Regions from separate parts of the Homo sapiens genome. Here region 1 is linked to region 2. A link is a loop called in an ENCODE intact Hi-C map of the cell type or tissue named here. Cell type or tissue: K562. All regions are shown on one strand. Each heading gives the region's core, and the rest is flanking DNA. Links, peaks and the distances in the headings are about the cores only.

Region 1 (13,632 bases), core at 88-8,087, 250 kb after region 2:
CAGTATTGTCCACTTTTTAAAATTAAAAGTGCCCAGAAATAGAATAGTTCACACATACACAAAACTAGGGAGAATAGTGTGGAAGGAAATTTAATCTCGGGACCCCAAATCACTAAGCCAAAGTCAAGCTGGGAGCTGCGTCAGGCAAACCTGCCCCTAAGTTTTGTTCCTAAGACAGCTGCAAAGATAAAAAGCCACACAGCTCCCTCACCCTTTGGCCAGGAGGAAATTCGCTGTGGACCTCCACATCTTTACCCTGAAACAGTTGTGTGGAATTGCACCCTGGCAGTGTAAATTGACAGCTTGTCTTCGCAGGTGAGGAACAGGGACAGAACTCAAGTCATCCTTCTGCTCACCTGAGACAGATGCATGTCTGACGGCTTCCTCTGCCCTGTATTTATGTAAAAATGCAGATTCACTGAGCCAGACTAAGGCACAAGTGGCTATTCCTCTGCCTGCCCCATGGCGTAAATTGTGTGTTCAGTAAAAGGCAGAGCAGAGGCTCAAAAGAATGTAGCCGTTTGTCTCTCATCTTACCCATGACCTGGAAGCCGCCACTTTGAGTTGTCCCACCTTTCCTGCCCGAACTAGTCTATACCTGTATTTGATTGAAGACTCATGTTCCCCTACAATGTATAAAACTAGGCTGTGCCCCCACCACCTTGGGTACATGCTCTCAGGATCTCTTGAGGGCAGTGTCATGGGCCATAGACACTCATTTCGCTCAGAATAAATCTCTTTAAAAATTTTTTTATTAGCCGGGTGCGGTGGCTCACGCCTGTAATCCCAGCACTTTGGAAGGCCAAGGCGAGCGGATCACGAGGTCAGGAGATCAAGACCATCCTGGCTAACACGGTGAAATCCCGTCTCTACTAAAAATACAAAAAATAAGCCGGGCGTGGTGGCAGGCGCCTGTAATCCCAGCTACTTGGGAGGCTGAGGCAGGAGAATGGCGTGAATCGAGGAGGCAGAGCTTGCAGTGAGCCGAGATCACGCCACTGCACTCCATCCTGGGTGACAGAGCGAGACTCCATCTCAAAAAAATTTATTTTTAATTTTTGTGGGTACATAGTAGGCATATGTATTTATAGGTACATGAGATATTTGATATGGCATAGAATGCATAATCACATCAGGATAAGCAGGGTATCCATCTTCTCAAGCATTTATCCTTTGTTAGTGCTACAAACAACCTGCAAGGCTCTTGTATTGGTTTGAACCCCGATGACGCACCAACAACCCCCACGACATGAGGCGGTGTGGAGCAACATGCTGTTTTAATAAGCGCCTGGGTGCAGACGGGTTTATGCCTAAATGGCATCAGCCCCAAGTGAGGAATGGGTTTTATAATAGCATCAGCCCCAAGTGAGGAAGGGGTTTTATAGTCCTCTGTAAGCAGGAAGTGTCCCAGTCTGACGTGGCTGCTGCGTAAATGTGTCCGGAATTGGTTCCTTCCAGTGGATTCTTGGTCTCGCTGACTTCAAGAATGAAGCCACGGACTGTCGCGGTGAGTGTTACAGTTCTTAAAGATGGTATGTCGAGAGTTTGTTCCTTCTGATGTTCAGATGTGTCCAGAGTTTCTTCCTTCTGGTGGGTTCGTGGTCTTGCTGACTTCAGGGATGAAGCCGCAGACCTTTGCAGTGAGTGTTACAGCTCTTAAAGGTGGCACGTCTGGAGTTGTTTTTTCCTCCCAGTGGGTTCATGAGCTCACTGACTTCAGGAGTCAACCTGCAGACCTTCGCAGTGAGTGTTACAGGTCTTAAAGGTGGCATGTCGAGAGTTGTTTGTTCCTCGCAGTAGGTTTGTGGTCTCACTGACTTCAGGAGTGAAGCCACAGACCTTCACAGTCAGTGTTACAGCTCATAAAGTTAGTGCAGACCCAAAGAGTGAGCAGCAGCAAGATTTATTGCAAAGAATGAAAGAGCAAAGCTTCCACAGCATGGAAGGGGACCCGAGCAGGTTGCCGCTGCTGGCTCCAGTGGCCTGCTTTTATTCCCTTATTTGGCCCCACCCACATCCTGCTGATTGGTCCATTTTACAGAGAGCTGATTAGTCCATTTTAGAGTGCTGATTGCTCTGTTTTACAGAGTGCTGATTGGTCTGTTTTACAGAGTGCTAATTGGTCGGTTTTTACAGAGTGCTGATTGGTGCGTTTACAAACCTTTAGCTAGACACAGAGCGCTGATTGGTGCATTTACAATCCTTTAGCTAGACAGAAAAGTTCTCCAAGTCTGCTACCCAGTTAGCTAGTCACAGAGCACTGATTGGTGCATTTACAATCCTTTAGCTAGACTGAAAAGTTCTCCAAGTCCCCTACCCGATTAGCTAGACACAGAGCACTGATTGGTGTGTTTACAAACCTTTAGCTAGACACAGAGCCCTGATTGGTGCATTTACAATCCTTTAGACAGAGTAGTTCTCCAAGTCCCCACCCGACCCAGAAGCACAGCCAGCTTCACCTCTCAATCCCCCCCCTCTAAACAGGACACCCCAACTGCTGTTGGGAATTTGGCCAATGACTGCTGTAGCTACTTCCTGCTGGATAGGGGTGAAGAAGGGGCCCTGCAATTGTAGTGTCCTCCAGAGGGGAACTCTTTAGGCCAGTGAAAGGGCCAGCAGGTTGGTCCAGGGGTCCTGGTAGAAGTTTAGTTGAGCTCATTTGGAGTTCCATTTGTAAGACCATCTGTAGCTTGATGGTCTCAATTCTAGAGGAAACAAATTTGAAAAGGAGGTTAAAAATACAGGGCCCGAAGGCAAGTAATAGCAAGATGGCTGCCACAGGACCTAGAAAGGGGAGAAGCCATGTTGTCCAACTCCAGAGGTTGGTGTAAGAGTTTGAAAGGCGTCTGATTTCAGAAGCCTTTTCCTATAAATGTTGGGTGGCATCTCATACTATCCCTGACTGGTTAGTGTAAAAACAACACTCTTCCCCTAAGAAGGTGCAGAGTCCTCCTTTCTCAGCAGTGAGGAGGTCTAGGCCTCGGTGGTTTTGGAGAGTCATTGCTGCCAAAGAGTCTATTTGGAATTGTAGTTACTATCCTTACTGGATAGATTTTGTTATTTCTTGCAAACTCTCTTGAGAAATCCTTTGAGAGTGTGGTAGTAGGATAATGAAGTAGGTAAACTGGCTATTCCAGTTCCTGTAGCAGTGGCCATTTCTAACCCTATAGGTAGGGGTATTAGTTGTATGGCTCTGCACTGACGGACTTGAGCTTTGAGGGGTACTGATAGGGTCTGATTTCCACAAGATTAGAAGTTAGAATAATATATGTTTACACTGTTAACTTTTAGCAAACTTTACTTTTGTTGAAAACCTTGTAAGTTTGGGATTTCAATTATTCTTTGCTATTAATAAGACCTCGTTCAGTCCATATTAACTTAGAATTGATATAGATGGCTCCTTCCTGATTCTGTAAGTACTTTAAGGTTTGGCTGAGTGCAAACAGCTCGCACATTTGAGCAAACCAATTATTAGGCAGTTTTCCTAACTCTGCTTCTACAGTTCCCTTATCATTTACTGAATACCCCTTGTGTCTTTTTTCCTTAATCACCCAGGAGGAACCATCTATGGTCCTGTCCTGAAGGGAGTTCCTCCTAGATCTGGTCGGACCTTTGTATGGTAGTTAGTTAAGATTTAGATCCCCTGTTAGGAAACCTGCTGGGTTAAGGATTTTTGATAGGAAGGCTATGGGTTGTCAGTGGCCTCAGTGCTTTTGGGCTACGCCCTTGTTTACACTGACAACAAGGTGGTATTGGAGTGTTACAGAGTTACAGAGAAGGCCTTCAATTATCAGTTATAGGTTTTAACTTTACTGTGGCTTTTAAAGGAATAGGGTGTAGGGTCCAGCCCCACAGGGTCGGTGGGTTTTTTCCCCGTGTGCGGAGACGAGAGAGTGTAGAAATAAAGACACAAGACAGAGATAAAAGAAAAGACAAGAGGTAGAGGAGTAGAGTCTTCTGTAAACTCCCACGGGGAAAGGGAGACTCCCTTTCCTGGTCTGCTAAGTAGCGGGTGTTTTTCCTTGACACTGATGCTACCGCTAGATCACGGGACGCTGGTGTTACCACTAGACCAAGGAGCCCTCTGGTGGCCCTGTCCGAGCATAACAGAAGCCTCAACTCTTGTCTTCTGGTCACTTCTCACTATGTCCCCTCAGCTCCTATCCCTGTATGGCCTGGTTTTTCCTAGGTTATGATTGTAGAGTGAAGATTATTATAATATTGGAATAAAGAGTAATTGCTACAAACTAATGATTAATGATATTCATATATAATCATCTCTATGATCTATATTTAGTATAACTTCTTATTTTATATATTTTATACTGGAACAGCTCGTGCCCTCAGTCTCTTGCCTCGGCACCTGGGTGGCTTGCCGCCCACAATAGGGTACACTGTTTTTTCTTTACTACTTCTATCTCTCTTTCTCTTTGATGACTTCTTTGTCTCTCTGAGTCCCTCTTTGTCTGTCTCTTCCTCTCTCTCTTTGCCTTTCTATGTCTCTCTCTCTGACTCTCTCTTTGTCTCTGTCTCTTTGACTTTGTCTCTTTCTTTCTCTCTGACTCCTTTGTCTCTCACTTCCTCTCTCTGTGTCTCTCTCTGATTTTCTGTTTCTTTCTCTCTTTCCTTTCTGCTGGTCTTTCCCTTCCTCTGCCAGCCACTTATGCTGCTGTTCTCCCCTCTCCTTCCCGTTTTGATGGCTTTGGCAGTGTAAGACTGCCACCTCCTTGGGTTTTTGCACTGCATGCAATAACTCCATGGTTTCCTTGTGGTATTTAATGGGGGTTCCCCCAGAGGTTAGAAACTCCCTTTCTTTCCATATTGCAGCACAGGCATGTAGGATTAGATAAGCATACTTGCTACCTGTATACACATTTATTCTTTTTCCCTTTCCCAGTTCTAAGGCTCAGGTAAGTGCCACTAGTTCTCCTGACTGGGTGCTGGTCCTTGGGGGAGGAGGCTTACTTTCAAGTACGGTTACGTCACTAACTATGGCATAACCTGCCCTTCGTATCCCATTCTCCACAAATGAACTTCTGTTGGTATATAGATTAAGGTCAGGATTAGCTAAGGGGACTTATAAGAGGTCATCTCAGGCAGCATAAGTCTGGACTATAATTTGTTGGCAGTCATGCTCGATTGGTTCCCCATCCTCTGGGAGAAAAGTGGCAGGGTTGAGGGCCACGCATGTATGTATTTGAAGCACCGGTCCCTCAAGGAGTAGTGCCTGGTATCTAAGTAGGTGGTTGTCTGATAGCCATAAACTCCCTTTGGCACTTACTATGCCATTTACATCATGAGTAGTCCAGACAGTGAGATCCTTTCCTTGTATTATTTTGATAGCCTCTGACACTAGGATGGGTACTGCTGCAACTACCCTTAAACAGTGAGGCCAGCCTTTTGCTACTACATCAATTTCCTTACCTAGGTGTGCCACCAGTTGTCAGACACGAGTCTGAGTAAGGACTCCAAGAGCTATCCCTGCTCTCTCTGTGATGTATAAAGAGAAGTTTTGTCCTGTGGGAAGGCTTAAAGCTGGAGCTTGTACTAGGGCCTGCTTTAAGGTTTTGAAGGCTGTTTCTGCCTCTGGTTCCCATTCTACTAGATGAGTATTTGCCCTCTGGGTCTCCTTGATTAGAGTATAGAGGGGCCTGGCTATCTTGCTCTATCTGGGGATCCATAGTTGGCAAAAGCGGTGATTTGAAGGAACCCCCACAACTGTTTTAAAGTCTTAGGGTGAGGATAAGCCAGTATAGGCTGTATTCGTTCCTTGCCAAGGGTCCTGGTCCCTCTGGCTAAGATTAGGCCTAGATATTTGACCTGCTGTAGGCAAAGCTGGGCCTTTGACCTAGATGCCTTGTACCCTTGATTAGCTAGAAAATTCAAGAGATCTAGAGTAGCCTGCTGGCATGAGGCTTCCGAACTGGTAGCCAAAAGTAAATCATCCACATACTGAAGGACCAGAGTGCCTGGACTTGAGAAGTGGCCTAGATCTTGGGCCAGTGCCTGACCAAACAGATGAGGGCTATCCCTAAACCCTTGGGGCAAGACGGTCCATATAAGTTGGGATGTGTGGTCTGTGGGATCCTCAAAGGCAAAGAGAAACTGGGAGTCATGGGAGTCATAGTGCAGGGGAATACAGAAGAAGGCATCCTTGAGGTCCAGAACAGGGAACCATTCTGCTTCCTCTGGTATTTGAGAGAGCAGGGTATAGGGGTTGGGTACAACTGGATATAGAGGAATTACTGCCTCACTGATGAGTCTAAGATCTTGCACTAGACTCCACTGACCGTTCGGTTTTTGTACTCCTAGAATTGGGGTGTTGCAGGGACTGCTGCATTTCTTTACTAAGCCTTGAGCTTTTACATGTTTAACAATATCCTGTAATCCTTTATGAGCTTCAGGCCTTAAGGGATATTGCCTTTGATAAGGAAATGTGGTGGGATCTTTTAACCTGATTTGGACTGGGCAGGCATTTTTTGCCCTTCCAAATTGTCCTTCCAATGCCCAGACTTCAAGGTAGATTCCTTCCTCAAGTAGGTGACACCAAATGGGTAACTTGTTCCCCATATTCATGTAGATAATAGCTCCAGCTTTGGCTAACATATCCCTCCCTAATAAGGGTGTGGGACTTTCAGGCGTGACAAGAAAGGTGTGTGAAAAGAGCAAAGTCTCCCAATTACAACTGAGAAGGTGGGAGAAATACCTGGTTACAGGCTGTCCCAGGATTCCTCGGATGGTAATGGACCTTGAGGACAGTCGTCCGGGACAGGAGATTAACACTGAGAAGGCCACGCCAGTGTCCAGGAGGAAGTCAATTTCCTGGCCTTCAATGGTTAAATGTACCCGGGGCTCAGTGAGGGTGATGACATGAGCTGGCGCTTGCCCGAGGCACCCTCAAGTCCTGTTGTTGGATCATCTGGTTGGGGGCTTCTGACCCAGAGAACCTTTGTCCTCCGGGGCAGTGCGCCTTCCAGTGATTGCCTCGGCATAGCGGACATGGATGAGGGGGTGGCTTGTTTCTCGTTGGACAATCTTTTTTAAAATGTCTTTGTAAACCACACTGATAACAAGCCCTACCGGGTGATTGGCCTGCTCCATTTTCTGTCCTTTCTGAACCACCAAAGGTTTGTTTGTCTGAGGGCCATGACTAAGGCTGCAGCCTTTCTCTGATCTCGCTTTTCCTTTTGGGCCTGTTCCTCTTGGTCCCTATTATAGAACACCAAGGTTGCCAGGTTTAATAATGCCTCCAGATTTTGTTCAGGGCCCAGGGCTTGCTTTTGGAGCTTTCTCCTGATATCCACGGCTGATTGGGTAACAAACTTATATTTTACAATCAATTGACTCTCAAGTGAGTCTGGTGACAGGGGAGTACATTTTCTTAAGGCCTCCTGTAGCCACTTAAGGAAGGCAGAAGGATTTTCTTCCTTTCCTTGAGTTATGGTAGACATCATTGAATAATTCATGGGCTTTTTCCTAATTCTCCTTAGTCCTTCTAGAACACAGGTCAACAGATGTTTACGACTCCAGTCCCCATGATCTGAGTCAAGGTCCCAGTGGGGATCCATACTGGGGATGGCTTGCTTACCAGTAGGGAATTTGTCCCTTTCTTCAGCTGTCATTCTGCCATTTACTTGACTAAGGTACCAGGTATCTCCAAACTCTCAGGCTGCAGCTAAAGCCGCATTCTTTTCATTAAAGGCCTGGGTTTGATCTAACAGTAGCATGACATCTCTCCAAGTGACATCGAAGGTTTGCCCTAGACCATGTAGGACATCTGTGTACCTATCAGGATCATCTGAAAACTTACCCAGGTCTGCCTTGATCTGCTTTAAATCAGAGAGGGAGAAAGGGACATGTACCCTAGTTGGGTCAAATTCCCTCTCCCTACAACTTGAAGGGGACATAACCGATAGCCCAGGGGTTTTTGTGGTTCTTTGGAGATTTCTTTGCTTATTTCCTTCTGGGCAGGGGAGATTAGAGGAGGCTTATCATTAATAGGAAGGGTAGCTATAGGGAGGATAGGATATGGGGGTAAGCTGAGAGGTCCTCCTATGGGATGTAAATTGCAAACTTTGCATAGTTGTGTATTCTCCTTCAATGAAAAGAAAGCTTGGACATAAGGTGTTTCACTCCATTTGCCTTCCCTCTTACAGAAAAGGTCAAGCTTCAGGATAGTATTGTAATTTATACTTCCCTCAGGTGGCCATTTTTCCCCATCAGAGAGAGAATATGGGGGCCAGGCCATAGTGCGGTAAAAATGAGCCACCTCTTTTTCAGGGTTTGCGGGTCAAATTGGTCCCAGTGGCTTAGGATGCATTTCAAGGGTGAGCCTGTTGATGCCTGATTGTTTCCCATCTGAAAGACAAAACCGCCCGCAGTTTTGGTTTGTTTGTTTCTCCCCCTGCCCAAGAACCCACAATGGTCCCTGAACCCTGCTGATCGGAATAGTTGCACTCACCGATGCAGCAGCAGAAACACCTCTTGCCCAAGAACCCACAACGGTCGGTCCCTGGACCCTGCGGATGGGAATAGTTGCACTCACTGACGCAGCAGCAGAAACACTAGTTTTCCTCCTAGACCACAAGGAGGACCGAGGAAGGTCGGATTTAGTGGCCCTTACCAATGCATTCTCAAAAATCTGCACCCTTGCCTGTCCTCCTAGACCACAAAGAGGACCGAGAAAAATTGGATTTAGTGGCCCTTACTGATGCATTCTCGAAAACCTGTTAGGGTCCTAAGCATTCTCCAGTTAGTATTGGGACTTTACCCCTCCTGTAAAGATGTTATGCCCCAAAAATGAAGTGGAGGGCCATATCCTGAGGGAGGGGAGGGATCTCCAGAGTTGGAAGAGTGATGCCTTTTTGTCCGCACTTATATGAATACAAGAATGTCATTTCTGAAGCTCCCCGTATCCTAGCTTCTGGAATAGCTTTTGTTAGGCCTGCTAGTCTGAGGAGGGATCCTAAAATTCCGGATAAGACAGTCCCCCACCCTGATGGGGCTTTGGGCAAAAATTATGTCTTTCTAATTGGTGAGCCCGGGTGCCTAAAGAAGGTTAACAGAGTCCTGGAGTTTATACTAGAAATGATTCTTACAGGAGAAACTAGAAAAGCACCAGAGACAGGGAGTGGTTTCCAGAAGCGGGACTAGCCTCAGAGAAGAGAGGCAAGAGAAAGTTTTTCTGACAAGCATTAGGACCCAGGAGGCAAGGGTCAGGATAGGTAGGATAGATGGGCGAGTCTCGCTTGGGCAACATGACTTCGAGAGTTCTGCTCATGGCCACAGGGTCAACCAACTTGTTGTCAGGACCCCGGAGCTGAATGGCTTTCCTCTCTGTCGACCCTCGGCTCAGCCCGGAAGTACAGGAAAAGCGGAAAGCTGGTTCCAGGCAAACCAACACTCCCAACTCCGAAGAGTCAGGGGTTGTTAGAGAGCCCTATCCCGGAAAGCCTGACACCCGTGTCTTTAGTCCAGCGGCTGTGCTAGTCAGTTTTAACTGGCCGCTAGTCACTTTTAACTGGCCGACAGGTGCCTGGTATTTAGCCACCGAATTCTAAGGGAAAACAGGACAGAATAGCAAGTGAAAGGGGTCAGATGGTACTCACTGCTTGGCAATAGCGTCAGCCCCAAGTGAGGATGGGGAAGGGGTTTTACAGTCCTCTATAAGCAGGAATTGTCCCAGTCTGATGTGGCTGCTGCGTAGTGCCCGCTGGCCTCCCTCTTGATCTTCAGGGGGTGTCTTCTGCCCAGCTCTCTTCTTGCTTCTGCTAACTTGCTGATGCATGCTGCTGGCGCAACTGTCCTTGCGCATTTGGACTGGGCTTGAAGAGGGAGGAAGTATTCATTCCCTTAAGCTTTCAGGCTTGGGGGAGAATCTTTCACAACCCAATGATACTCTTTTAAAGTTACTTTAAAATGTGCAATAAAGTTTTGTTGACTGTAGTCATGCTGTTGTGCTATCAAATACTAGATCTTATGCATTCTATTTAACTATATTTTTGTATACATTAACTGTCTCTCCCCTCACTCCCTTCTCAGCCTCTGGTAACCATTATCTAGTCTCTCTCTCCGTGAGTTCAATTGTTTTAATTTTTAGCTTCCACAAATAAGTGACAACAGGCAAAGTTTGTCATTCTGTGTACCTGGCTTATTTTACTTAACATAATGACCTCCAGTTCTATCCCTGTTGTTGCAAATGATGGGATCTCATTCTTTTTTTATGGCTGAATAGTACTCCATTGTGTATATGTACCATGTTTTCTTTATCCATTCATTTGTTGATGGACATTTAGGTTGCTTCCATATCTTGGCTATTGTGAACAGTGCTGCAGGAAACATGAGACTGCAGACCTCTTTGGTATACTGATTTCCTTTCTTTTGGGTATATACTATGAGTGGGATTGCTGAGTCACGTGGTAGCTCTATTTTTAGTTTTTGGGGATCCTCCAAACTGGTCTCCATAGTGCTTGTACTAATTTACATTCCCACCAATGGTGTATGAGGATTCCCTTTTCTCCACATCCTCACCATCATTCATTATTGCCTGTCTTTTGGATATAAGCCATTTTAACTGGGGTGAGATGATATCTCCTTGTAGTTTTGTTTTGCATTTCTCTGATCAGTGATGTTGATCACCTTTTCATACACCTGTTTGCTATTTGTATGTCTTATTTTGAGAAATGTCTATTCAGACCTTTGCTCATTTTTTAATAGGATTATTAGATTTTTTTCCTATAGCATTGTTTGAGTTTCTTATGTATTCTGGTTATTCATCCCTTGCCAGATGGATAGTTTGCAAATACTTTCTCCTGGTCTCTAGGTTTCTCTTCACTTTGTTGTTCCTTTGTTGTACAGAAGCTTTTTAACTTGATGTGATACCATTTGTCCATGTATGCTGTGGTGGGGTATTACTCCAGAAATCTCTGCCTAGTTCAATGTTCTGGAGATTTTCTCCAGTGTTTTCTTTTAGTAGTTTCATAGCTTGAGGTCTTAAGTCTTTAATTCATTTCAATTTGATTTTTGTGTATAGTGAGAGATAGGGATCTAGTTTCATTCTTCTGCATATGTATATCGAGTTTTCGCAGCACCATTTATTGAAGAGACTCTCCTTTTCCCAATGTATGTTCTTGGCACTTCTGTCAAAAATGAGTTCGCTGTAGATGTATGGATTTGTTTCTGGGTTCTCCATTCTGTTTCATTGGTCTGTGTGTCTGTTTTTATGCTGGTGCCATGCTATTTTGGTTACTATAGCTCTTTAGTATAATTTGAAGTTGTAATTTGGGGTTAGATAATGTGAAGTCAAGTAATGTCATTCCTTCAGTTCTGTTGTTTTTGCTCAGATAGCATAGGCTATTCTGGGTCTTTTGTTATTCCATATAAGTTTTAGGATTTTTTTTTTCTATTTCTGTGAAGAATGTCTTTGGTTCATTGGTATTTTGATAGGGATTGCATCGAATCTGTAGGTTGCTTTGGGTGGTGTGGACATTTTAACAGTATTGATTCTTCCAGTTGGTGAATGTGGAACATCTTTCTTTTTGTGCGTGCATGTCTTCAATTTTTTTTTTCCTTCCTTTTGAGAGAGTCTTGCTTTGTCACCCAGGTTGGAGTGCACTGCTGTGATCTTGGCTCACTGCAACCTCCACCTCCTGGGTTCGCATGATTCTCCTGCCTCAGCCTCCTGAGGAGCTGGGATTACAGTTGCCCACCACCACACCCGGCTAATTTTTGTAATTTTAGTAGAGATGGGGGTCTCTCCATGTTGGTCAGGCTGGTCTCGAACTCCTGACCTCAGGTGAGCTGCCTGCCTCAGCCTCCCAAAGTGCTTGGATTACAGGTCTGAGCCACTGTGCCCAGCCCGTCTTCTTCAATTTCTTTTATCAGTATTTTATAGTTTTCATTGCAGAGATCATTCACTGCCGAGACCAGCTGGGTCATGGAGACCCTTACCCAGCGGCGCTAGAGGAATTAAAGACACACACACAGAAATATAGAGTGTGGAATGGGAAATCAGGGGCCTCACAGCCTTCAGAGCTGAGAGCCATGAACAGAGATTTACCCACATATTTATTGACAGCAAGCCAGTCATAAGATTTACTATAAGTATTCCTTATGGGAAATAAAGGGATGGGCAGAAATAAAGGAATGGGCTCTGGCTGCTTACCTGCAGCATAAGTATGTCCTTAAGGCCCAGATCGCTTATGCTATTGTTTGTGGTTTAAGAATGCCTTAAGTGGTTTTCCACTCTGGGTGGGTCAGGTGTTCCTTGCCCTCATTCCGGTAAACCGACAACCTTCCAGCATTGCGTCAAGGCCATCACGAGCATGTCACAGTGCTGCAGAGATTTTGTTTATGGCCAGTTTTGGGGCCAGTTTATGGCCAGATTTTGGGGCCTGTTCCCAACATGTCCCCCTTTGTTTTGCAAAGTGATAAAAGCAAAGGCAGGTTTGTCATGGTGAGCTACTTCTTGCAGGAGTCAGGATCCACATCTGCAGAGTACACAAAGACAACACAGATTAAAAGGACGATCATTGTTGAAATCACAGAGCTTCCAAGTGTTTTTCTCCATTTGAATAGGTTACTAGCTGCTAATCTGTCTGCAGCTCCTTCGAGCACTCTAGTTCCTGGCATTAAGGTCAAGTGTGGCTGTGATGCTTTAAATATTTGTTCTTTTAATTTTGCAATATCCAAAGACAAGTTTGTAGAGTGGCCTTCTAGATGCTTTTTTATTCTTTCCTAAATTTTGATTTTATTAAGAGCTATTAATAATTTCCACAAATCCTTGTTTAGCTCCTACAATGGGCCATATCATTTGAGGTTGAGGTGCCACTATACTGCCATGGTTCCAGATAATAGGAACTCTTGTCATACTTCTTACCATTTCTACCATCTGACCATTTTGTTCAGACCAGCTGAACATAGTGTGGCCATGGCACGCAGACTGAGGTGCAATTCAAGCTAAACATCCCCTAGGGGACCAATCAATTCCATAGGAATCACTGCACAGCACCTCTGCCTGTTCTGCAATGCAATTTTCCTAAACAAGTATGTTCATTTTTTCTTGCCAGGTTCAATTTTATTTATAAATAGGTTTTTGAGGGTGGTATGCCTCAATTGTAGGAGCAGATTCATTATGGTAAATACTGAGATCAGAAAGCATGTGTAACTGTGTCATAGAGTGATTGCATCCAGGCATTGTTGCCAGCCAAGATGGATAAATATGCCCAATAAGTGTAATTGTTCTCTGTGTCAGCCCTTGTTGAAGGCAGTGGTGATCACCGCTATCATTAAATTATTCATTGTGACTGGTTGTCCCGCTTTCCTCAGGTTTTCTTCCGCCATCTGTGACAGCTTCTTGATCTGTCCCCAGGTGGGTGGCTGTGTTCGATGGGTGTTGCTCATGACAGTTGGCATCCTCCTCAGCGTCAGTCTTGACATGGCTGCAACCGGGGGTCCTCGGGATTCTCCTGGAATCTTTTCCCCAGCATCTGGCTTATGATAAGGTTTCAGGTGTTTTGATGGTATCCAAATCGGCTGTTGATTTGGTCCTGGAGAAACACAAGCATAACCTCTACCCCAAGTTATTATTTTACCTATTTCCCGACTTTTTGTTATTGGGTCTCTCCACCAAAC
Region 2 (14,829 bases), core at 6,830-14,829:
TTTGTATGCATGCAGTACACACAATGCCATCTTTCCTAGAAGTCTCAGGCTCTGGGGTATATATCAATATCACCTGAGGAGCCTGTTAAAACTTTCGATTCCAAGACTCAGGCCATTGAGTCATTCGCTTCACTGGTTTGTAAATATCTTTGTACATTAGGGATATTAGTCCTCCATCAATTCATCATCTCCTTCTGGTCTAGCACGTGTTTTTCACGTTTATATTGTTGTTTTGTTTCATTTTCTATTTGGAGTGGGAAGCTGTATGGAAGTGGTCATCTTGATGTCATCAATGATAATTGCCTCTGTCCCTTCACAGTTTCTGGACCCGGTCGGGCTTACATATGACCCACTGAAATCCCTGGGTCAGTATAGCCATCATCTTGTATTCAGAAGCATCAGCCCACATTTTAGAAAGCATTGAAAAACAAGTTAAGTTGTTGGTGAATTAATTTCAAACAATTTGCTCAGTGCCTTCAGGCGCCATTCTAGACCCTGAGAAAGCTTTGAATAAAACAGAATTCCTGTCCTCAGACAGTTTACACTCTGGTGGGGAGAGACAGGCAAGTGAACCAGTAAATAGACAGTATATCCTGTGGGGAATCAGTAGTGTAGATGCCTGCAAGGAGATTGCTACTACTTTACCCAGGGTGTCAAAGGAAGGCCTTTCTACTAAGGTGAGTCCTTTCAGGAAATCTGAAGAGGTGTCTGGAGAGGCTGCCTGGGAGCCAGCGGTGTGCTTATATTCCCAACACACATAATGCCCCTTTCAGGGGGTCATCTCTTCTATCCCTCTCCCACCATCCTACACAGCACAAGAACTGGGCTTCAATCTCTGGTATGACGCTCCCAAACTCTCCAAAATCTTCTCCAACCAAAACTCACCTTCTAGAATCTTCCCTTCACTCACCTGGACCCCCGTTATGCATTTCTCTCTTAGACATTCTTCATTCTTTCTAACAGGAATGCATCCAGCTCTCCTCTACCTCATCAATATAGCAAAGCTCTGAGAATCAAGCCTGCAAACTTTGAGAGAAGGCAAGAAAGGCTGTGGATATTTATATCACAAACAAACATATTTTTTGCACCTTCTAGAAAGGCCTGACATCCCAAGATTTAGATATTCAAATGTTTTGGAGGTACATTACTTAAAACACTTAAAGTTTAGTTCCACACGGAAATTATTTTGGTGTGACCAAGAGCCAGGTGTGGTGGTTCACACCTAAATCCCAGCACTTTGGGAGGCTGAGGTGGGAGGATCGCTTGAGTACAGGAGCTTGAGACTAGCCTGGGCAATACACTGAGACCCAATTTCTACAAAAAGTTAAAAAATTAACCAGGCATGGTGGTGTGCATCTGCAGTTCCACCTATTGCGGGCAAAGGGCAGGAGGATCGCTTGAGCCTGGGAAGTTGAGGCTCTGCAGTGATTCTGCCACTGTACTCTGGCCTGGATGACAGAGACCCTGTCTCTAAATGAATGAAAGAAAGAAAGAAAGAAAGAAAGAAAGAAAGAAAGAAAGAGAGAGAGAGAGAGAGAGAGAGAGAGAGGGAGGGAGGGAGGGAGGGAGGGAGGGAGGGAGGGAGGGAGGGAAGGGAAGGGAAGGGAAGGGAAGGAAGGAAAGGAAGGAAAGAAGGGAAGAAAGGAAGGAAGGAAGGGAAGCAAGGAAGGAAGGAAGGAAGGAAAGAAAGAAGGAAAGAAAGAAAGGAAAGAAAGGAAGGAAAGAAAGGAAAGGAAAGAAAGAAGGAAAGAAAGAAAGAAAGAGAAAGAAAGAGAGAGAAATGACCAAGGAGCCACTTTTATCTATTTTTTCGTAAATGGCTAGCTGGCTATCCCATTATTGGTTTATAGATCCCTAAGATCTATTCCATTAAAGCAGAGTCTCAGCACCTGGACTAAAAGTGGACTTCGGAGTTCAACCACCTGACTTCACATTTTGGCTTTACCACTTGGTAGCTGTGTGGCCTTTGTTCCACAACTTAAGCCCTCGTGCCTCAGTTTCTAGTTTGGTAAACATTGTACAAATAGAAGAGTTGCTATGAAGATTGAAAGAATTACATACAATGCACTTAGAACACACACAGACTTTTATAAGGAGCAAAATTTAGCAACACGACATTAGATCATTCTGGAGGTCCTGCCTTGCTGACTGTGTAAGATTCTTTTTGCTTTTTTAAAAGACTTTAATCTTATTATTGGCAGTTCATGAACACACAGACATGCACTTTCCTTTCCTCATCTCCAAAGGCAAGATCACCCTAAACCAACTTGCAAAATCTTTTGAAGCTAAAGATTCACTGTTCTGGAAGCTCCTGCAGCCACTCAGCCACGTAATAATTCTTGTGGCACAAGGTCAGCCAGGTAAACATTTCAGGCTTTGTAGGCCATGGGGTCTCTGTTGCACCTGCTCAGTTCTGCTGTTGAAGTGTGGAAGCGGCAGGAGAGGAACACACAGATGGGCGTGACTGTGTCTCCATGACAGCTTTGTTTACAAAAAGAGGTGGCACGCCAGATTTTGTCCCGGGGCTGATTTTGTCATTTGCTGACTGCTGCATTAGAGGGAGAGACGGAAAAGTGGGGCATTGTTTTGGTTGGGGTGTTTGACTCTGATCATCAAAGGGAAGTAGGTTTGATATTCCATGGTGGCTAGGAGTATGATGAGAACGCCAGCCACACTACGAATCCTCACGCTACTGTACCTCTGACCAGAGGCAAATGTTAGTGAAAGACTACGGCAACTCCATACAGGCAGCCTCTGAGAGGTAAGATCCTTCCAGAAGAAAGGTCTGGTTCTCTTCCCTGGGCAAAAAACACCAGCCAGCCTAGGTACTTGCTGGTCCCAAGATCAGCTGTGGAATCCAGAACCATGGTCCCCATCTGTGTTCCCCCTCCTGTCTTAGAGTGTCTTAGAAGATTGAATTACCTCTTTTTCCTTTTTCATTTCTCCCTCTGAAATGACAGTGATCATAATTTTCATCTTCCTGCTTTCTTTCCCCTTAATAATATAAAACAGTGTTTATCGGCCAGGCACAGTGGCTCACACCTGTAATCCCAGCACTTTGGGAGGCTGAGGCAGATGGATCACTTGATGTGAGGAGTTTGAGACCAGCCTGGCCAACATGGCGAAACCCTGTCTCTACTAAAAATACAAAAATTAGCCAGGTGTGGTGGCGGGCGCCTGTAATCCCAGCTACACAGGAGGCTGAGGCATGAGAATCGCTTGAACCCAGGAGGTGGAGGTTGCAGTGAGCCGAGATCTCGCCATTGCACTCCAGCCTGGTGACAGAGTGAGACTCCATTTCAAAAAAACAAAAAAGAAAAAGAAAGAAAACAGTGCTTATCAAGCTCTGGTGTATATCAGTATTACCTGAGGAGCCTGTCAACACTTTAGATTCTATGTTTGTCATGTAGGCCATAAATTATAGGACAGAAAGATGAGATGCAAATAGAACATGAGGAGAAGTGGGCATTACCTTGAGACAGAAGACTCAGAAAACAGGGGATCATAGCCACATCCTCCTTAATGTCAAGGCTGGATGTGAGGCTGCATCGCCCTCCATGGGGGAAGCAGCTTACACAATTGTATGTAGGCTCGTTGGGCCACGTGTGATGAGGGCATCCTTGCGTGCATGCACACATGCTGGCCAAGGAGGGTGGGATGCCACAGTCCCCTTTGGATTGCCAACTGGACCTCTTATCCTGGAACTTCCCGCCCTACCTCCTGGTTCTTGGTCATTCTGTTTCTCCTGCGTGATCCTACCCCCCACCCCGCCCTGATTGATTCAGGGATCCTAACTGGGCTAATCAGATATCCTGCGACAAGGCATTTAGGACAGTAAATGGAGAGAGACACAGACTAGGACTTCTCTGGATCTCTTGGAAAGATCCACGAATTCTTGCTGCTGAGGCCTCAGGGCCAGTCTGGTTCCTTCCCTTCCTGAGTCCTGAGGGTTCAGCTCTTTTTGGAATTCCGTAAATGCCCCCAAATCCTTCCAACACATTGTTTGCTTGTTAAAAAAGTGGTCGTGTGAATATAAAAGAAGAGGGACGAAAACTGGATTCAGAAAGGCTGGAAATGTATCCCTTAATGCCTTTTGTCCAGATTTGGTTCAAAGGCTTCTAGCAGCCAGTGCAGACAGAGGAAATGCGCTATTACACGATTAATGTCTGCTAGAGACAAAAGCAGTCCCGTTGATCAGAAGTTCAGCTATTCTTGGTACCAAGACCAGACAGCAAGTTCCTCCCAGGGGCCTTGTGTAATGAACGAAGTCTTCATGACATCCCTCCAGTGGACACAGTGGCTTTCACGGGGCTGTTTCTTCCCAAGACCCTCCAGATGGGCCGATGGCATTACTCACAGGCTCAATTTCATGAAGTTAGTTCTAGGGCAGTGGGGGAGCAATCTACAGTCTGGGAACCCTGATCCAGGAATAGATTTCAAGTACGGAGAAAAGCAGACAGATTTTGCCTCCTCCAGGCCAGCCTCATGCCAGGCACAAATGAACGGCCATCTGGAAGGAGCTCAGGGTGACCTCCCAGTCAAGTAACACCACAGCACAGAGACCTGGAGCTTCGTGCCTTATCAGCCATAGGGCTCGGGGAGGGATGGCTTCTTTCAGGGAAAGCCAAGGAGCTGGCCTCACTGATTCTCAAGGGCACCAACATGAGCAATTGCCCTGGGGACCAGGCTTGCTCTGTTCTGAACTCCCCATCCCAGGGGGCTTCTCTGAAGAAGCCATGCCCCCACCCCAACCTAATCAATCCTTGCCCTTGTGAGTAGCTGAGAGCCATGTCATAGCCTTCCTGAGCCCGGCCCCTGGCTGTCTACCCCGATGGTGTAACCGGGCTGTAACAGGCTCTGCCTTCTCCATAGTACCTGACAAGCCAGAAGAGTGAACCTGGGGATTTTCTACCAAGGACATTGAAGGGCCTTGGAAATACTCAACAGAAAAAGGCAGCCGAAAGGAGCCAGGAGTCAGGCCTGTCTTCAGTGGCCAACGTCCCACCATGTCCACCAACAATAAAGAGCTGCAGTGCCTGACTCCCTGTGTCCCAAGGGAGGGCCCAGGCCCCGGGTACACACGGGCCCCAGCAGGCAGCCCCAGGTCCCGCTCCCTTCGCAGCTGTCTGCACTTCTGCCATAGGAAAAAAGCAATTCACAGGCTCACTGAGCTCACAGACCACACTCAGGCCTGGAGGAAGGCGCAGATGGCAGGCCCAGCCGGGGCAGTGCAGGCACCCTAGGTGAGGAAGCAGCAGTTTTAAGTTTCTGGAATGAGAGGTAGCTGAGGGGCTCATATACCCCAGTGTGTGGATTAGGGGCACAGGGGTGTGGAGCTATGAGTGGACTGTGGGCCCCTACCCAGCAATGAGGCCTTCAGGTACATTGCAGAGGATGATCAGGGGCCTCACAGTCTCTGCTTCTGAGCCCCAGCCTCATCCCCAGGACCCCTTGGGTGCTGGACACTGCCGGGGTGAGGCCTCCCGAAGGTACAGCCCCCACATTCCTCAGCCCGCAGCTGGAGCTCCTGCAGTACAGGAGATGGGTTGGGGGACTCACTCTCTGACTCCACCTGCCTGTCTCGGCCCCTGGCTTTAAGGAAAGGGTGGAGGGGAGTCTGGGAGCTTCCTCCTGTGCAGACCACAGGCCCCAATGGAAGGGGCCATGGCCAGGTTCAGCATGGGCCCCGAGGTCTAGCTCTTCACTGCGGCAGCACCCCATGTGGACACCAGCAGAGTCATCCCCAGGCCTGTGCCTGCGTTCCCTCACTGTGAGCACAGTGTCTGCTGGGACCCGCTGAGATCCAGAGGGGCTGGGAGTCTTGGATCCACCTCTGATAGAGGTTGAGTGTTTCTTCCCCGCTCTCAGGTTGAAATTGGATCCCCGGTGTTGGAGGTGGGGCCCCGTGGGAGGTGTTTGGGTCCTGGGGGCAGATGCCTCATGAATGGCTGGGTTGCCTCCCTGCGGCAGTGAGTCCTGCTCTCTTAGCTGGGTGCTTTAAAGACTCCAGTACCTCCCCCCTCTCTCTTGCTCCCTTGCGTGTGAGCTCTGCATACCCCGGCTTTCCTTCGCCTTCCTCCATGAGTGGAAGCAGCCTGAAGCCCTTGCAAACACCTTGGCAGAGATCACGACAGCAGGAGAAGGTCCAGCCTGGCCCACTCCATCCTGCATCCAGCCTCACAGGCTGGCTGGCTTTGCTCATTACCTGGGCGGAGGCCAAGCTAACAAAGGGAGGAATTTAGTTTATAGTTTAATTTGAAAGCAAGGATGATAATAGTACCTCCCTGAAACCAACTGTTCCTTGCTCAGGGACTGAAAACCAGCTTTGTGAGATGAATGAAAGACCACAGATTAGGATTATGGGAGGGGCCTGAACCGGGCTAACATGCAGGTGTAGTTTCTATGATCTCGTACTGCTCTGGGGTCATGGAGCCAGAGGTCACAAGACTTGCAACTTCCCCAGTTGCTCCTGTAGATAGTATCACTATTTAACACCTAAGATTGGTCTTTTGAGATAATTTTTTAGACTTGAATTCTGGCAACCAATGGACCCCACCCAGACCCATGACTCATGACTCAGCTGACCCTGTGGCCCTCACCTAGAGGCCGACTCAGTGCTGGAGGCCCGTTTCCACACCACTGTGATCTCATCCCCAACCAATCAGCAGTGCCCGTTCCCTAGCCCCCTGCCCATCAAATTGTCCATAAAAACCCTAAGCTCTGAGCCTTTGGGGAGACTGATTTGAGTGATAGCTCCATCTCCCATGTGGCTGGCCTCACATTAAACATTTTACTACAATACCAAGATCTCGGTGAATTGGTTTTATCTGTGCAGTGGGCATGAGGCTCCCACTGGATGGCTGTGCCCTCCCCAGAAGCAGATGCTGGCACCATGCCTCTGTGCAGCCTGCAGAACCATGAGCCAAATAAACCTCTTCCCTTTATAAATGACCCAGCCTCAGGTACTCCTTTATAGCAATGCAAAATGGAGCAACACCGCCTCCCATCCTGGACCTCCACACTCAGCCATCTGTAGGTTCTCCCCATGCCTTCTCCAAGCCCTGCTACATCCCAGCATTCCCCAGCTAGCCCTTAAGGCTGAGCACGGGGCCTTGGCTGTCCCCAGGCATTCCTGGTGGCTCAACTCTTTCTTCTGCTGTTACCAACACCCGCAACTTCTGTTCCACATCTCGCCACCGCCCCAAAGCTCAGGTCTGGGAGCTTGACATTTTTTTCAAGATGTATTCATTTTTAATTACCAATAAGTGAAGCTAGTCTCAAAAAATTGGAATATCAGATAAAGCAACATTTTCCTTCCACCCATCCACTCCTAATTCTTCACTTAGAAGCTACCACTAGCAGTCCAATGCATGTCCTTTTAAAAAATAAAAAAGGTATATATGTGTGTACACACATACATATATGCACATACATACACACATACATCTATACAAATCCAAAACACACACACACACACCCATATATGCTGTGTTCAAATTATTATATGCATATGCTTTCTTCCCCCATAAATGCTTTCCTTACAGTCCCTTCTAGCTTTGATTATCTGTCTGTCTGCAATTCTGTCAGTTACTGAAAGAAAACAGTTGAAAGAGATTGAAAATCTAAACATAAATAACAATGAAAGATAGTGAAAAGGAGGAATACTTTAAGAAATTGATATGGTTTCAAAAAGAGATTTTTCCAGACCCAGTTTCTAAAAGAACAGCTCATTTCCCAGGCTGAACAGTGGACAGCACCAAACCTCCCACCAAATGCTGTACTGAGCTGCAGCCTAGGCCCTGAGGACTGAACAACTTCTCCTGCACCTCCTGGTGCCACTGCTGGGCTCCCAAAGGGACCCTCTGCCTGCAGGGACCCTCCTCCTCCTCTCCCCGCTCCTCCCTCTCACCCTCTCCTCCCACCCCCATGGAGGGCTCTGTGCAGGAGAATGATGTAGAGGGAGGCGGAGGGTGATGGTTCCTGCCAGAGCTTCAAGACCTTCCCATGGGAGCCAGCTCACAGCTCCTACACTCCTTTGGGCACCCTTCCGATCATCAGGTTCCCTGTGCTGCTCTCCGCCCCGCTCAGAAAGCCTGCCCTGTCCTAACTGAGCACAGGCAGTACCATGGAGACAATCTCGTCCTTTCTTCTGAAGCCTGCTTGCCTCTGACTAGGAGCCCTTGAAGGCAGGAATCCTGTCTTTTCATCCACCAATTCCAGCACATTCAATCTACACAACATCGCAAGTTCCCCAACAAGGCAAACTGCGCACACATCCTCCTTCTCTTTGACAAATCCCACCTGTGTGACGTGGAGCCCTCACGCAGCTTTCCCATCAGGACGGGCCTGATTTCCTTCCTCTGTACAGCACTTTGATCCCTCATCTCTAGACGATGTTTATACAAGGAGATGGGGAAAGAAAGGGGCACCTTAAGGCTAAAGTGCACAAACTTAAAGGAAATTGTGACAACCCCACAGCCTTGAGTGAGGGGTGTGTGTAGAGCATGGTCAGGACCTGCCCCCCACAACACACACACAACCCACAGGCGGGAGCACCTTCATTTGTTTTATGTAGAAAGACGAAGTGCAAAATCTGTCCAAGAGATAGATCTGCTCCACTCACACAGAATACGGCCACCATCCCCTCCACCTCCAAGGTGGTGGATGAAGTAGTGAGGCTGACAGAGACCTGGCTTCTCGTCCTACAGCCACTGCTGCCTGATGGAAGAGTTCGAAGTCAGAAACACCGAAATTCCCCTCTTGCTGCCGCCTGGCCTTGCAGATATAAAGCGTTGCTCTAACACACAGTATTGCCAGTCTTTCTGAGTAAAAGTCAGCCTGGAGAGAAAGGTGAACTATCCCAGGCCTCTGATGGTCAAGGACAAATTTGTTTTCCACATCACTATCTTCCCCAATACAAATGTTCTAAGTCAGTAGAAAGAACTGGAAAGAATAGACAAAGGAAAGGAGAAAGTAAACGCCATAAACTTTCTAGTTCGTGGTATATTTCATATTATCATCGACGGCGCTCAAATGAAAATACCTTATCCTCAGATCACAAACACTAATGAACCTACGGAACTCTTTCTTAAACACTCACATTTCCTCCTTCCATTTCCCCAGCAAATCCCTCCTAGCTTCCATTCCCTGCTGCCCAGAGCCCCAAACAGAAAAAGTTAGGATTTGCCAGAAACAGGTGTAGTCAAACCCTCAAATACCAAACCACAGAGAGTGGAAGCCATATCAGGCTGACCAAAGCAGTATGGTCCCGTGGCCCCGGGTGAGGGCCTAAGCTTGGCTCCATGCCTGCAGTTTCCAGAGAAGGCTGGAGGCAAGTGTGTCATCTGATTGTCCATACAAGCTGTACTGTGAGTATCAGGATGTTTACAGTTAACCCAAGGACCTTGCTGGACCAGAAGGATTACGCTTTGATAGATTAGCATGGGAAGAAAGTGACAGGTGGAAACTGATGTTCTGGAGAGAGATTTGTTTAGGGGGAAGTGGGGGTGGGGAGAAACAGATACAGGCACTCAGCACCAAGCTGCTCACAGCCACCTGGCAGCTTCGGTGCCACCGTGGATGTGTGGCTGCAGAAGAGACCCCCAGCACCCCAGCACCCACCTGAAACAATAGCATCAAGGTCTTACTTTTTCTGGAGCGGGAGAAAAACCTGATGCCCCCGGGCGAGGTAGCAGGGTTGGAGTTGGGGGAAGACTCTTTGGAGGAGGAGCGGAAGATCCCACTGAAGCTCATGCGTCGAGGGGAGCGTGGCGGGGACTCCTGGTAGGAGAACGGGAACACGGTTTTGGGAGAGCCGGGGCTGGTCTTGGGCCTCACAGGTGCAGACATGGGGCTGGAGGGCCGGGGCTGGGGGCCTCTGGAGAAGAACCCTTTGGAGGGGCTGCCCGGGCCGAAGGGGCTGTCCACCTGCAGAAAAACAGACGAATGGATGCAGTCACTCCACGCTCTGGACACGCTGCCTCCTGCCCTGTATGAAACTTATCATTGTCCTCTCTCACATGCGGGCCCCCCATAGTACCCTCCCAGAGAAACAGCCCTAAGCTCTTCCACAGAGGTAGCCACTGAATGGTCTGCAGGTAGCACCTGCCCCAAGGATGGCCCCTCACAGGCTGGCAGCACCACGTCCTGGAGGTCCACTGACCATCCTGTCCCACTCCTTAGAAGGGGCTTCCAGGAGGTAGAGGGGAGGAAGGGAAGCGGAGCTCAAAATGAGCGTCTCCCTCCTTTATTATGGGCCTGCCTGCCTTCACCTCTCAAGACCTCACGTCCATCCAAGTTCTGACCACACAGGACTGCAGTCCTCTTGCCTGCCTATAAGATCCCTATGTTCCAGAACAGAGCGGGCCTGGAGCTCCATCCTGAGACCTCAGTCCTAGGTGATGATGAATTTTTCACCTCCAAGCTGCTTCAGCATTTGAAAGACTGAGGTTGCCAACAGAAGTCAGGAGAAAAGTTCACAAAGCCAGCCGGGTACGGTGACTCACGCCTGTAATCCCAGCATTTTGGAAGGCCGAGGCGGGTGGATCAACTGAGGTCAGGAGTTTGAAACCAGCCTGGCCAACATGGTGAAACCCCATCTCTACTAAAAATAAAAAAATAAAAAAAAAATTAGCTGGGCATGGTGGCGGGCGCCTGTAATCCCAGCTACTCAGGAGGCTGAGGCAGGAGAATCTCTTGAACCCCGAAGGCGGAGGTTGCAGTGAGCCGAGATGGCGCCATTGCACTCCAGCCTGGGCAACAAAACGAGACTCCATTTCAAGAGAAAGGAAAGAAAGGAAGGAAGGAAGGAAGGAAGGAAGGAAGGAAGGAAGGAAGGAGGGAGGGAGGGAGGGAGGGAGGGAGGGAGGGAAGGAAAGAAGGAAGGAAGGAAGGAAGGAAGGAAGGAAGGAAGGAAGGAAGGAAAGAAAGAAGGAAAGAAGGAAGTTAACAAAGCCCCAAACCTCTGAGACTCACTTCACCAATGATTTAAAATTCTAGTCATGGCTTAAAAAATTATCAGACCCCATAACTTTAAGCCAAGGCACAGAGCTCATAGCAGACTTTGAGAAATATCTCACGTGCCCGCAGCCGTGTTCCTGCTGGATGCGTGGAGGAGCTCCTGCCCTGCCTCTGGGTGCCGGTATTTGGCCCCTGCTCTGCCACCTGCTGAGCCAACCTGGGCATGTTACTTGGTCTCACCGAGCCTCAGCTCCCTCATCTGTAAAATGAGGATGGCCGTGCCCTCACCTCAAGGGCTGCTTGAACGTCAGATGAAGCCGCGTGAGGCCAGGAAGCACACGGTGCGTGGTAAACAGCTCTTGTCCTACCACTTGGGAAACTTGCAAGCAACACTGAGTGGAAAGGACCTCAGAGATGACCCAGTTCAGAAGCAAGAAGGGCGAGTAACTCGTCCGCAGCGCTCGCGGGGAGCCAGGACCAGGGCAGACGCGGGAAATACTGCCCTCGGGCGGCCGCGCTGTGCTGAAAAGGGAACACAGGACACCCCACAGGCAGCCTCGGTGCCACTTCGGGGTCTCTCTGTCCCACCACGGGGTGCGCTGTCCGGACCGCGGCCTGGGGACGTTCTTCCGCCACTAGAGGGCGGCCCAAGCCCCGAGCCCGCGGCCCCGGGAGGATAGGATGCCCGTGGCGTGGACCCGCGCAGCACAGCCTCCCCGCGCGGCCTCTCCAGCCGAAAGAGCCGGCGCCGCCACGTGGAGGTGTAGGTCCGGCCTGGCGCGGACACCTTCGTGAGTGGGCCCGGCAGGAAGAAGAGTGTGGTGCTATAGGACCTTGTAACTCAAGCTAAGTTTTGAGTTTTTCTTTTTTTGTGTAGTTCTGTTTTTTGTTTTTGAGACAGGGTCTCCCTCTGTCGCTCAAGGCTGCAGTGCACTGGCGCAATCTCAGCTCATTGCAACCTCCACCTCCCGGGCTCAAGCAATCCTCCTACCTCAGCCTCCTGAGTAGCTGGGATTACAGTTGTCCATGCCCAGCTGATTTTTTTTTTTTGACCATTTAATATGAAAAGCATTTAGATTCTCTGTTTATAGAATATCCCAGTTAGCCACTATTCCACCTAACTATGGGAATCAGGACAAATCCTGAGAATAAATTTACAAACAAGAGAGTCTTCAGGCAGGGGGTGGTGTCTCACACCTGTAATCCCAGCACTTTGGGAGGCCGAGGTGGGTGGATCACCTGAGCTCGACCAGCCTGGGCAACATGGCAAAACCCTGTCTCTACAAAAAATACAGAAATTAGCCAGGTGTGGTGGCCTGTAGTCCCAGCTACTCAAGCAGCTGAGGTGGGAGGATCACTTGAGCCCCAGAGATGGAGGTGGAGGTTGCAGTGAGCAAGGTGACACTACTGTACTCCAGCCAGCTTGGGTACAGAGCAAGACCCTGTCTCAAAAAAAAAAAAAAAAAAAAAAAAAAAGAGGTTCTTCTTCAAGTGGTGGGTGCTGTGTGTGCAGGTCTAGGGTGGGATGGGGGCTGAGAGAAGCCAGTAGGAACAACACACACAGGCACCAGGGTGGTCCTATCACAAGGTGACATAAGCTGGTCCTGGGTGGAGGCCCGGGTTTGGTCACAGCTCAGTTTCCCGCAATGTGGACAACGACTTGGTTGTCCAAGCCTCGTTCCCAGGGCTGAGACAATCACGACAGCAGCCTCGAGGGTGTGAACCGGAAGAGGAGCCGAGGCCACATGGGAGGACCGGAGGGAGGGGTGGGATTTTGGAGCTGCTGGAAAGGTGAGCCCGGACCTGGTGCATGGACGTGCTCTGTTTACAGCATAGGGAGCTTGCTGGGGAGCCGGGGGAGAGGGCCGAGCCAATGCAAATGTCCAGTCCTACAGGGAAACAGAGACACATAGGGGAGCGGGGCCCCAGGAGAGCTTGCAGAGTGCCCACAAGGCCGAAGCACCATAAGCACCATGCAGATGGATAAATGGCCCGGAGCTGAAACCTGCCCCTTAACAGAGGCCCTGACCCAGAGGAGGCCCTGACAGCTGGCTAGGCTTCAGAGACGCAGTGACAGGGCCGGGGAGGTGTCCAGTGCCCAGAGACAGAGGAGAAGGGGTTTGAAGCACAGAGACAGAGGGCCGGCCATTCACTTGGGCCACCATGAGGGTGGGGGTCACGGGGGAAGTTGAGCCATGAGCCCCTGGAGAACCAGTCATGAAAGGCCAGTTTAACCATATTTGATGAGCAAGGGGGACCCCAGGATTATCCTGAATGGGGTTCCATTCTGTATTCTGAATCCAGGCCAGTGGAGTCGGGCATCCAGGGATCAGGCCTGAGGAGGGAGCCCTAGGAAGCAGCCCTGCCAGTCCTGTCTCTGGAAAATGGCCGAAGCATGCTGGATGCTGGGCCCTGTCTGACCCCTCTCACCGGGAACCTTGGGGGCCAGATCACACTCCCAGACGGTGGGAAAGCCAGGCGGAGGGACAGGCCTGCTGGGGTGGGCTGCGTGGCGGTGCAGATAACAGGCGCCAGCTGAAGCCACCAGGGACAGGGCCTCAGGCCTTGCTCTTGGGCAAGCTATAGCCAAATGATATGTTGGTGAATGCAACCGGATGATTCCCCGGGTATTGACAAGACTCCCAAGTGTGTGCCTGGCTCCGCAGAGCTAATGGAGAGCAGGCATTCAGCCGTCTGCGGAGCAGAGCTCTGCCTATGGGGCCATTTGTCATGCAGCTGCCAGAGAGGAAGCTGGGGCCAGGGCCTGGCTGTGGCCCCTGTGTCTCTCCCACACTCTCAGATCTTCCGTGCAAGGTTTTCACTGGAAAGAAGGGTTTTGCAGAGTCAAACAGGAGGAAGACGACCCAGTGCCCGCGGGGCTGGTCCCACAGCCTTGCACGGGGTTGGTGGCCCCTTCCTGCCACTCCACTCTCTGCTGGCCCAGAAGCTCAAGGCCATTCCCTGGCAGTCTTTGCTGGATGGGCCACGAGAGCTGCTAATAAGGTTGCTTGTTCAGGGCAGGGTGGGGAGGGCACTGGCACCAGTGGAGCCCCACAGGCCGACACCAATTTGATTCAGTTGTGTGTAATTCAAATGCTTAAAGAGGAGATTTGCTTTTTCCAGCATGGGAACTCCTGCCTTCATCCCAGGCTAGCCGGCACCCAGAACCCATCCCAGACCCTGTACGTAGCCCCCAGATCACTAGCTCTGTCTGCTGTCACCTGCCGGAGGGGTCTGTGGGTGGCAGAATGCCAGGAAGCACGTCCCCTACCAGGCCTCCACCCACCCTTACTTCCTGGCTGCAGGAGAAACCTGCAAGCAGCCTGGACCTCTGCGCCCTGCCACGGCCACCTCGACCCTCACCTGATGCTGTGGCTCCCTCTCCAGAGCCCCCCACCCCACCCCACACTCTTTCTGGCCACCTGACCCTACACAGTCAACAACCTCCTCGAGACACTAGTTTCCTAATGGGAGGGAAATTCACCAGTGCAGGAGGGACGGCGAGGAGCTAAAGAGAGGAAAGGAAAAGTGGAAAGAGAGAAAAAGGCGTGTGGAGAGGGTGCAACACGAGGTGGAAGGAGAGAGCCCAGCGCTGGGGGTGGGCGCTGGTGGGCAGCAGGGCAAAGTCCTGCCAGTCGAACTCAGCCCAAAGACCACAGATGGTCGGCAGTGACCGATACCTTCCACCGGGCTTAGCTCACTGCTCATCTTCCTCCACTGCCTCTGCCCATGTTAGGGGGGTCTAGTGGGCCACAGTCAGTGCCACGTGAGGAGAAGAAAAAGGGGTGAAGCCCAGGAGGCTCTCTAGTGGGATAGCCCGGCCGATACGCCAGGCTTGGCCATGCGAGGTGAGCTGTCGCAGGATGGGCT

Evidence for each region. Peaks named below come from ENCODE experiments on the same cell type or tissue, not always from the same donor. Only the 100,000 strongest peaks of a DNase experiment are listed, where the experiment ranks them.
Region 1: it touches region 2 in a loop (5-fold over the local background); 10 of 110 quality-filtered maps call a loop at or near these places.

What each region holds. Positions count from the first base shown.
Region 1 is chr7:152,026,212-152,039,843 of GRCh38, forward strand. The region is part of intron 1 of GALNT11 (polypeptide N-acetylgalactosaminyltransferase 11); the gene reads left to right. Among named protein-coding and RNA genes, the nearest start is that of GALNT11, 7.4 kb to the left of the region's middle. RefSeq lists an enhancer at 12,251-12,752. In K562, for the core only: a CTCF peak has its summit at 4,082 (motif pointing left); DNase peaks (open chromatin) are centred at 190 and 4,065; H3K4me3 peaks cover 541 bases.
Region 2 is chr7:151,771,505-151,786,333 of GRCh38, forward strand. It overlaps PRKAG2 (protein kinase AMP-activated non-catalytic subunit gamma 2), which reads right to left. Exons shown (of 16, transcript NM_016203.4): 3 at 9,648-9,927. Among named protein-coding and RNA genes, the nearest start is that of PRKAG2-AS2, 27 kb to the right of the region's middle. RefSeq lists silencers at 11,382-11,471, 11,582-11,681 and enhancers at 12,413-13,302, 13,303-14,192. In K562, for the core only: a CTCF peak has its summit at 11,558 (motif pointing right); a DNase peak (open chromatin) is centred at 11,557; H3K4me3 peaks cover 231 bases; H3K27me3 peaks cover 6,740 bases.